Regions from separate parts of the Homo sapiens genome. Here region 1 is linked to region 2. The links are chromatin contacts, found by POLR2A ChIA-PET in ENCODE. All regions are on one chromosome and are shown on one strand. Each heading gives the region's core, a stretch centred on a gene start or an enhancer-like site at or near the end of the contact. The rest is flanking DNA. Distances are from core to core; before and after follow the strand shown. Region 1 holds the start of SELENOV (selenoprotein V). Region 2 holds the start of EIF3K (eukaryotic translation initiation factor 3 subunit K).

The links. ChIA-PET counts read pairs that join two places held with the same protein, here RNA polymerase II (POLR2A).
Region 1: POLR2A ChIA-PET joins it to region 2 with 11 read pairs in PC-9. The contact joins the promoter of SELENOV here to the promoter of EIF3K in region 2. POLR2A ChIA-PET finds 5 or more read pairs at or near these places in 2 of 52 experiments (PC-9 and Panc1).

Annotation. Positions count from the first base shown.
Region 1 is chr19:39,511,226-39,516,501 of GRCh38, reverse strand. It overlaps SELENOV (selenoprotein V), which reads right to left and starts at 1,363. Exons shown (of 6, transcript NM_182704.2): 1 at 481-1,363. The coding sequence starts at 1,289.
Region 2 is chr19:38,617,938-38,623,206 of GRCh38, reverse strand. It overlaps EIF3K (eukaryotic translation initiation factor 3 subunit K), which reads right to left and starts at 4,019. Exons shown (of 8, transcript NM_013234.4): 1 at 3,880-4,019; 2 at 2,772-2,870. The coding sequence starts at 3,938. It overlaps MAP4K1 (mitogen-activated protein kinase kinase kinase kinase 1), which reads left to right and starts at 5,254. Exons shown (of 31, transcript NM_001042600.3): 1 at 5,254-5,269. RefSeq lists enhancers at 127-987, 4,681-4,730.

The sequences.
Region 1 (5,276 bases), core at 114-2,613, 900 kb before region 2:
AGAGAGACAGAGAGTGGGAGAGACCGCCTGTGGGCAGAGACAGAAGAGGAGGAAGTGAGAGAGAGAGAGAGAGACAAGGGGCCAGAGAGGCTTCCAGGGCAGGAGAGAGGCTGGGAAGGGAAGCCAGAGCCCCTATCATGTGCGGTGTCTTTGGGTTGGTCTTGCTGGGGAGCAAAGTAGATCGATCTGCTCTACTCAGCACCCCATCTCTAGCACAGGCCTGGCACTTGGCCCGCGGGGCACTCAGAAACGAATGAATGAAGCTCAGATCCAAAGCAGGGATTTGAACCTGAAGCTCTCCTGCCCCAAAGAGAATGAGAGACAAGAGCGGGTTTCCAATCTGGGAACTGGAACTCTGGGGCTCTTCCTGAATCCCTCCCCTCGCCCTACCCCAACCCTGACCTCCACGTCCCCGGAGACCCAGCCCCCACTGCCGGCCCTGTCCCCGGGGGTTGGGAGAGGCATGTGTGAGGTCCTCACCAGTAGGTCACTCGAATCAGGACCCTCTTGTCCAGCGCGAAGTTCTCGCTGGAGGAGGGGAAGGTTTCCGTACAATTCTGTAAGGAGATGGCCGACGGGATGGTCCCCAGGATGGGCGAGGGGACAGGACTGGGAATGGGGGGATCCGCCAGCCCGATGGCCGACGGGTCTGCCCTGAAGGTGAAGTCCAGGGTGGGCCCGGGTGAGTTCGCGGCCAGCGGGGTGCGCGTGGGAAGGGGCCCCGGGGCGGGCCCGGCCTCGCTGGAGACCGACGGGATGAGCTTCAGGCTCGGCGCCGGCTCAGGGTCCTCCTCGGGCAACAAAGGCAGCTCCGGAGCAGGTTCCGGGGGCGGATCCAAAGGTAGGGCCGGGGCCAGGTAGGAGTCCAAGACGGGGAGCGCGGCCCGAATCCCTGCCAGGAGCTGGGCTGGGGCTGGGGCTGGGACCCGGACTGGAGGAGTCAGGGTCCGAGCCGGAGTCGGGACCGGAGTTGGGTTCCGGACGGGAACGGGAGTCGGCACCGGAGTAGGGATCCAGGCCGGAGCAGGAGGCGGAACCAGACGGGGGATCCGGGCCAGAGCGGGAGTGGGGACCAGAGTGGGAATCTGGGCTGGAGCAGGAGTCAGGACCAGAGGGGAAGTCCCGGCTGGAGACGGAGTCAGGACTGGAGTCAGGGTCCGGATGGGGGTCCGAGTCCGGACCGGAGTCGGGGTCCGGAGTGGAGTCGGTGTCCGGGTCGGGGTAGAAGCCCGGACTGAGGTTGAAGTCCGCGCCGAGGAGGGGGCTGGGGTCCGCGCCTGGTTATTCATGGGGCCCAGGGGGACCGGGGCAAGCCGGTTGGGGAGTCCCGCCCGCCTTCCCTCTTTGGGCGGGGAGAGCGTCTCCCGCACCGGGTTCTGAGACGCGGCGCGACCACTGGGGGCTCTGTTACACCGAGTTCCACCTGGCCCCCGGGTTCCACCGCGCGACCTCCCGACCTCGCCGAGTAATTCCCGCCCCCTTAACCCCCGACGCCAGGCTGAGAAACACACAGATTGCCCCAGTGCCTCCGCAGCTGTCGGTGACACTCAGGTGTTCAGCATATGTGTACTGAGTGCCTGCTGCGTGCACACTTCTCTGCTGGGTGAATTTGGGGACAGAGCAGGCATCAGGAAAGCCCTGGTCCCTGCCCTCACCAGGCTCCCTGTCCAGTAGGGGACACATACCCATTACCAAAGGGCTACAGCCCAGAGCGTTCAGGGCAGGGATGAGGGAGCCCAGGAGCTGTGGGATCCCAGAATAGGTTCAGTCAGCCTGCTGCAATCAGAGACGGCTCACTAGAAAAGGGGACAACTGACATCTGGAGACTGATGATGAGCACCACGGCAACAGTCTCACTCTGGCCCAGGCTGGAGTGCAGTGGCATGATCTCAGCTCACTGCAACCTCAGCCTTCTGGATTCAAGAGATTCTCCTGCCTCATCCTCCCAAGTAGCTGGAATTACAGGTGCCCGCCACCACACCCAGCTAGTGTTTGTGTTTTCAGTGGAGATGGGGTTTCACTATGTTGGCCAGGCTCGAACTCCTAGCCTCAAGTGACCCACCCGCCTCAGCCTCCCAAACTACTGGGATTACATGCGTGAGCCACTGCGCCCGGCTGAGAGTTCACATTTATTACAGTACTAGGCGCTAAACATTTGCCCACAGCTAGTTAAATGGCAGAGCTGGGATTCAAACTCAACCCGTCAGGCTCCAGCATCCTGGGGCTTAACCACTTTGAGAAGGAATGTCAAGCTGTGAGCTCCTCAAGGATGGGGTCTTGTCCGTCTTGTTTACTGCTGTATTCCCAGCTCCCAGAATAAGATCTGGCATGTAGTAGGTGCTCAATAAATGTTTATGGCATTAATAAAGAGACAAAGGGTTAGCCAGGTAAAGGAGGAGTTAGCTGGAGGCAGCAGGACTAGAGCCCAGACAGTGAGCACAGCAAATATGGCCTTGGAGTAAGGGGCAGGGCCATTAACCAAGGATCTTCTTTTATTTTTTGTAAGCACATCAGACATGTACTTTTTAAAACATTTTTTTATTTTTTGGGAGGACAGGCTGTCACTCTGTCACCCAGGCTGGAGCACAGTGGTGCAATCACAGCTCACTGCAGCCTCGACCTCCTAGGCTCAAGCAATCCTCCCACCTTGGCCTCCCAAAGTTCTGAGACTACAGCATGTGCTGGCCAGTCTTTGGTTGGTTGGTTGGTACGGTAGGGGGTGGAGAGACTTGTTTTCAGTAATTTGAAGGAAGCCAAGAGAGGGGTGTCTGTGTCTAACAGCCTGATGGTTTTACTTCCGAAGCAGAAAAGTGTTCCAGTGTTAGAGACTGATTTAAAAAAAAAAAAAAAAAAAAAAGCCCCTGATGGGGAGCGGTGGCTCACGCCGGTAATTCCAACACTTTGGGAGAGCAAGCCGGTGGATCACCTGAGGTCAGGAGTTCACGATCAGCCTGGCCAACATGGTAAAACCCTGCCTGTAATTGCAGCACTTCTGGAGACCAAACCAAGAGGACTGCTTGAGCCCAGGGGGACTGCTTGAGCCCAGGGGTTCAAGACCAGACTGGACAACATACCAGGAACCCCTCTCTACAAAAAACTTGAAACTTAGCTAGGTATGCTGGTATGCACCCACAGTTCCAGCTACTCAGGAGGCTGAGGCAGGAGGATCACTTGAGCCCAGAAGACTGAGGCTGCCATGAGCTATGATCACACCACTGCACTCTAGACTGGGTGACAGAACAAGAGCAAGACTATGTCTCTTGAACAAAAACGAAAAGCCTGGTGGCCTGGATGTGTGCCATGAACAAAAAAGAAACCTGTGATTGTGTAAGTCAGTAAGATTTGAGGGAAATTTGTTATTGCAGCAAAACCCAACTCTCTTAGTTGGCTCAGGCTGTTATTAAAAAAAATACTATAAACTGGCTTAAACATTTATTTCTCATAGGTCTGGAGATTGGAAGTCTGTGATCACGGTGCCAGAAGGTTGGGTTCTAGGGAGGGACCTCTTGCAAGTTGCAGACCACCAACTTCTTGCAGCCTCACATGGCAGGAAGAGAGCCAGCTAGCTCTCTGGCTTTTTTTTTTTTTTTTTTTTTTGAGACGGAGTCTTGCTCTGTCACCCAGGCTGGAGTGCAATGGCACAATCTCAGCTCACCGCAACCCCCACCTCTCAGGTTCAAGCAATTATCCCACCTCAGCCTCCTGAGTAGCTGGGATTACAGGCACTGCCATCATGCCCAGCTAATTTTTGTATTTTTGTAGAGATGGGGTTTCACCACATTGGCCAAGCTCGTCTTGAACTCCTGACCTCAGGTGGTCCGCCACTGTGACCCACCGCGCCTGGCCATTTTTTTTTTTTTTTTTTGAGACAGAGTCTTGCTCTGTCACCCATGCTGGAGTGTATTGGCACGATCTCGGCTAACTTCAACCTCTGCCTCCTGGGGTCAAGCGATTTTTGTGCCTCCACCACCCAAGTAACTGGGATTACAGGTGAGCGCCACTATGTCTGGCTAATTTTTGTATGTTTTTGTAGAGACGGGGTTGGTTTCACCATGTCGGTCAGGTTGGTCTCAAATTCCTGGCCTCAAGTGATCCACCCGCCTCAGCCTCCCAAAGTGTTGAGATTACAGGCATGAGCCACCGTGCCCAGCCTCTGGCTTCTTATATGGGTATTGATTTGGTGTGGATATTTTTCCCCTCCAAATCTCATGTTGAAATGACCGCCAATGTTGGAGGTGGGCCTGGTGGGAGGTGTTTCGAAGCGAAACCCTCAAGAAGGTCTTGGTGCCCTCCCCACAGTAATGAGTGAGTTCTCGCTCTGTGAGTTCCCTTGTTCCCTCGAGAGCTGGTTGTTTAAAAGAGCCTGAGATGGAGAATGGATGAATCCAGGAGGCGGAGCTTGCAGTGAGCCAAGATCATCGTGCCACTGCACTACAGCTTGGGTGACAGAGCAAGACTCTGTCTCAAAAAAAAAAAAAAAAAAAAAAAAAAAGAGCCTGAGACTGGGCGTGGTAGCTCACTTCTGTAATCCCAGAACTTCGGAAAGCCAAGGCAGGCAGATTGCTTGAGGTCAGGAGTTCGAGACCAGCCTGGCCAAAGTGGTGAAACCCTGTCTCTACTAAAAATGCCAAAAAAAATTAGCTGGTATGGTGGCACACACCTGTAGTCCCAGCTACTTGGGGGGCTGAAACAGGGGAATTGCTTGAATCTGGGAGGTGGAGGTTGCAGTGAGCCGAGATTGTGCCACTGCACTTCAGCCTGAGCAACAGAGGGAGGCTCTGTACCAAATAAATAAATAAATAAAAGAGCCTGGCACCCCCCTCTCACTCCCTCCCTTGCCATGTGATGTGCTTGCTCCCCCTTCACCTTGTATCATGATTGGAAGCTTCCTGAGGCCTCAGCAGAAGCAGATGCCAGCACTGTGCTTCCTGTATAGCCTACAGAGCCATGAGCCAAAATAAACCTCTTTTCTTTATAAATTACAAAGCCTCAGAAGCCTCAGCTATTTCCTTTTTTTTTTTCTGAGATGGAGTCTCGCTCTGTCACCCAGGCTGGAGTGCAGTGGCATGATCTCGGCTCACTGCAACCTCCACCTCCCGGGTTCAAGCGATTCTCCTGTCTCAGCCTCCCAAGTAACTGGGACTACAGGTGCCTGCCACCATGCCCAGCTAGTTTTTGTATTTTTAGTAGAGACAGGGTTTCACCATATTGGTCAGGCTGGTCTCAAACTCCTGACCTCAGGTGATCCACACACCTTGGCCTCCAAAAGTGCTGGG
Region 2 (5,269 bases), core at 2,770-5,269:
ATACTTTTGTAATTTCTTATGCCTGTCTTTACTGCAATCTCTAAACATAAATTGTAAAGATTTCATGGACACTTATCACTTCCCCAATCAATACCCTTGTGATTTCCTATGCCTGTCTTTACTTTAATCTCTTAATCCTGTCAGTTGAGGAGGATGTATATCGTTCCAGGACCCTGTAATAATTGCGTTAACTACAAAAATTGCACAACATGTGTGTTTGAGCAATATGAAATGTGGGCACCCTGGAAAAAGAACAGGATAACAGCAATTGTTCCGGGAATGAGAGAGAGAACCTTAAACTCTGACTGCCGGTGAGCCGGGCAGAACAGAGCCATATTTCTCTTCTTTCAAAAGCAAATGGGAGAAATATCGCTGAATTCTTTTTCTCAGCATGGAACGTCCCTGAGAAAGAGAATGCGCACCTAGGGGTAGGTCTCTGAACGGGCCCCCCGGGGCGTACCTGTCTCTTATAGTCGAGATTGCAGAGGTGAAATAAACTCGTCTCCCATAGCGTTCCCAGGCTTATTAGGAAGAGGAAATTCCCGCCTAATAAATTTTGGTCAGACCGGTTGATCTCAAAACCCTGTCTCCTGATAAGATGTTATCAATGACAGTGGTGCCCAAAACTTCATTAGCAATTTTAATTTCGCTTTGATCCTGTGGTCCTGTGATCTCGCCCTGCCTCCACTTGCCTTGTGATATTCTATTACCCTGTTAAGTACTTGATGTCTGTCGCCCACACCTATTCGCACACTCCCTCCCCTTTTGAAAATCCCTAATAAAAACTTGCTGGTTTTTGTGGCTTGTGAGGCATCACGGATCCTACCAATGTGTGATGTCTCCCCCGGACGCCCAGCTTTAAAATTTCTCTCTTTTGTACTCTGTCCTTCTATTTCTCAAGCCAGCCAATGCTTAGGAATATAGAAAAGAACCTACGTGATTATCGGGGCAGGCCCCCCGATACGTACAGCTACTTAGGAGGCCGAGGCAGGAGGATTACATGAACCTGGGAGGCAAAGGATGCACTGAGTTGAGATCATGAGATCACGCCAAGGCACTCTAGCCTGGGCAAGAAGGTGAGACCCTGTCTCAAAAAAAAAAAAAAAAGGAAAGAAAGAAAGCACCCAAGTAAAATTAGCTGGGCATGGTGGTGCATGCCTGTAGTCCCAGCTATTCAGGAGGCTGAGGCGGGAGAATCACTTGAGTCCAGAAGGCTAAGGATGCAGTGAGCCATGACTGTGCCACTGTACTCCAGCCTGGGCAACAGAAGATCCTGTCTCCAAAAAAAAAAAAAAAAAAAAAAGGGCACGAAGAACCCACAATGTCCATCAAGAGCCAGAAGAGATCATTAGGACAGCCACACAAGTGACACAGTGGAGAGCTATACATCCATGACAACAAACTGCAGCCATATCAAAAACAAAACAAAAAAACAAAAAACACTGGATGGATCTCACAAACCCAGTGCTGAGTAGCAAATGGCAAATGCAGAAGAGTTTGTGCTGTATGCACTCCATCTGTATCAAGTTCAAAGCAGGGAAACCTGAGCTGAGCTGAGCCAGATGTATGCATGCATAGTAAACCATCACATAAAGCCAGGCCATGAGAGCATGGGGGAGCAGGGGAATTGGTTGGCATAGAGCATAGGGGGCAAAGAGCCTGTGGTGCTAGCAATAACTTTGCAACATAAATGGTGATTATGTAGGCTTTCATTTATAATGATTTGTTAAACTACATGTTTGCTTAATGTATTAGCCTGTACATGTGTTCTGTAATTAACCTTTATTTATTTTTGAGACAGGGTCTCACTCTGTCGCCCAAGCTGGAGTGCAGTGGTATGATCTTGGCTCACTGCAACCTCTGCCTCCCAGGCTCAAAAAATTCTCCTGCCTCAGCCTCCCAAGGAGCTGGGACTACAGCCATGCGCCACTGGGCCCAGCTAATTTTTGTAGAGACAGGGTTGTGCCATGTCACCCAAATTGGTAATTCTTTTTTTTTTTTTTTTTTTTAAAAAGAGGGGTCTCACTCTGTCCCCCAGGCTGGAGTGCAGTGGCACTATCATGGCTCACTGCACCTTAATCTTCCAGGCTTAAGCGATCCTTCCACCTCAGCCTCTCAAGTAGCTGGAACTACAGCCACACACCGCTACATTAATTTTTAAATTTTTTCGTAGGGTTGGGTCTCGCTATGTTGCCATGGATGGTCTCGAACTCTTTGGCTCAAGTGAGTCTCTCGCCTCAGCCTCCCAAAGTGCTGGGATTACAGGCATGAGCCCCTGCGGCCACCCTAATTGATTTTTTATTATTATTTTTGAGACGGAGTTTCGGTCTTGTTGCCCAGGCTGGAGTGCAATGGCGCGATCTTGGTTCACCACAATCTCCGCCTCCTGGGTTCAAGCAATTCTCCTGCCTCAGCCTCCCGAGTAGCTGGGATTACAGGCATGTGGCACCACGCCTGGCTAATTTGGTATTTTTTAGTAAAGATGGGGTTTCTCCGTGTTGGCCAGGCTGGTCTCAAACTCCCTACCTCAGGTGATCCGCCTGCCTCATCCTCCCAAAGTGCTGGGATAACAGGCGTGAGTCACCGCGCCCGGCAATTGATTTTTCAAAAACCATCCCTCCTCCTGTCCCAACTTCCTTGGCTTCCTAGTCTTGCACACCAAGAGATGCTGCATTGTTCAGGATACTACCAGCCACCCCCTTGCCCTGTACTGGGAGTGGCACCCTGCTAGTTGCTGCAATGGGAGTGTAGACAGAGAGCTAGACACTTACAGCTTCAGGACAGCCAGGTTGGCTTCCAGATCATAGGCATTTTCCTTGGCCTGCGTCTCTACATAGCGCTCCAGGGTGGCCAGGTTCTCAGGATTGTACCTAAAGGAGAATCAAGATAGGTGAGCACAGAGGAGACAGAAGCTGAGGCCAGCCACCTTATGGAGCAAGGGGCCACTGTAACCTGCTCCTCCCGCCCTTCCCCTCTAAATCTGGCACTGGCCACTTGCTCTATCCAGGTAGTGAATTATGTCCAGTATAATCTCTAGTAAAACTTATTCTTATCCCAGACCTCTCGCCTAAGCTCTAAACTCCACTGGAGCCCTGGCTCTTCCCTAGGATGCCTCCTCAACCTCTGAGCCAGTCAGTCACTGCAGCTTGTACACCTGGCCTCCTGAATGTCTCTGCTACTCACCCCTTCCTCCCCTGTTCAGGCCTCCACCCTGATCCAGCCCCATCCTCTCCTGCCTACCTCGCTGCCTACTTCCTCCATGTCCACCTGAACACTCTGGCCTTTGCTTCCCCCATTTCAGTTCTAATCTCTCCCGGCTATCGCTGTCTGCTGTCAGGTTTGTCTCCCTTATGGAAAGGGAACTCAGACCGTGAAGGCATGATCTGCCGCTGTCTGATTCGCCTGTGGTTCCCAGCATTGCCTAGCACTGACAGTTTATTTCAGTAAACGTGTGGAGAATGAATGACTTATAGAGCAGAGAAGGGAGAGATTAAGAGGCACTCAAAGGAGGCGGAGCAGAGAAGGAAACCTTAAGGCAATTTACGAAGAGACTGAGTGGTACCAAGATTCTCTCGCTTCTAGGCCTTTGCAGTGCTTTTGTTTCTTTCTTTTAGAGACGGGGTTTGGCTGTTGCCCAGGCTGGTCTCTAACTCCTGGGCTCAGGCGACCCACCTACCTCGGCCTCCCAAAGTGCTAGGATCACAGGCGTGAGCCACTACCCCCAGCTCAGTGCCGTTTCTTTAAGCATCTCCTCCTCCAGGAGGATAGAGAAACCCCACCCCGCGGCAAGCCCAGGACCCTGAACACCCCTTGCTGTCTCCGGAAAACCCTCTCCTCCGCCCCGCTTGGCCAGAGCGCTTCCTCCAACCGGGCTCAGACCTGTCGATACCCTTGAGCAACTTGCCCACGTTGGCTCTCATCTGCTCAAACATCGCCATGACTTCTGTCGCCTTCCACAACCAGGGCTGGAGGCTAACACTGACCCGGCACGGCGTCCTCAAGGACGGGAACAGGAAGAGGTGGTGGAAACGGAAACGACGTCGTTGTTGTCGCTCCAGCTCCTTGGGTGCGGTAAAGGGAAAGGCTCTAGCAGCAGCCGCCACGCTTTCCGGCTGCCACGTGACTTCTTCCTCGCAGGCGCAATTGGCGCGTGCGCATTCGCGCCACTCAAGCTGGACAGACAGCGTGAGAAAAATCTTACTGGATCCCAGTGCGCAGGCGCCTCTCGTGGCGAGGGGGCGGGGCTAAGCTTTTCCCGGGCCTCACAGACCCAGTTCCAGTGCCGGTAGCGCGGGAGCGTGCGCGCGCGAACTCACCGGGAAGCACCCGGAGCTCTGGCGGCGTGCGCGCGCGTTGTATTGCGCGCGGCCATGAGGCCACGGAGCTCTGCGGGAATGCACGCAGCAGCCTTACGTTTAGGCCATGGCCAAGTTCCGAGGGAGGTGTTCTGAGGTCCCTCTTGCCACAGGCCTGGGCGCCTGGTGCAGGATCCTGAGCTCTCCAGTTTCAAGTCTCAGCCCTTGGTCCCCAGCTCCAGGAGGAGGGTCCCACAAAGCTACTGTGCTCTGCCGGGCAGGGGCTGGGGTGAGGGCTCCTGGACTTCGCCGGATCGCGCCCCGTCTCCATTAGGTTCCGGTCTTGGAGCTGAGGGCGAGCGTCCCATTTGTACTGCCATGAATTATATATTATGTATAGGTTTTGTACACTGCAGGCCTACAAAATGCAGTTATGTGCCATGCATGTGGAGGTATATGTCCTGGGTACATCCACGTGTGTACTGTGCACACAGGTATCCAGGCAGATGCACGTCTACACGCCTGCGCAGTGCAGAGGAGGTAACCCAAGTGCATGTATGTGACAGGTGAACAGGCATGTACACTGCATAGCCATCCCTTTGCAGACCTGCCGCCTTCGGGTTGTGGCCAAACCTTCAAGCACCCAGCAGAGGTTTAGACACTACCTAGGAGACGGGGGCGGGGGTTCTAAGGCACCCCCCTCCAACCCAGTTACGATTAAGATCATTTGCATCACATTTACATCCAGCCCTGGGCCTTGGAGGTTGAGGGTGGTCCCTTGGGTCCCAAGACAAGCTGCCCCTCAGAGGCTCTCAGAGCCCAGGGGACGGGGGGGTGGAGCCCGTTGCACAGTCGTGCAGTGCAGCTGGGGCAGGAAGCGAGAGTGAGGAGGGGGGAGGCCACAGCCCGCGGAGGCAAGGCGGGTGCAGGGCTTCTGGGGACGGAGGGAGGTGCCAGAAGTTGAGCCCTGAGGC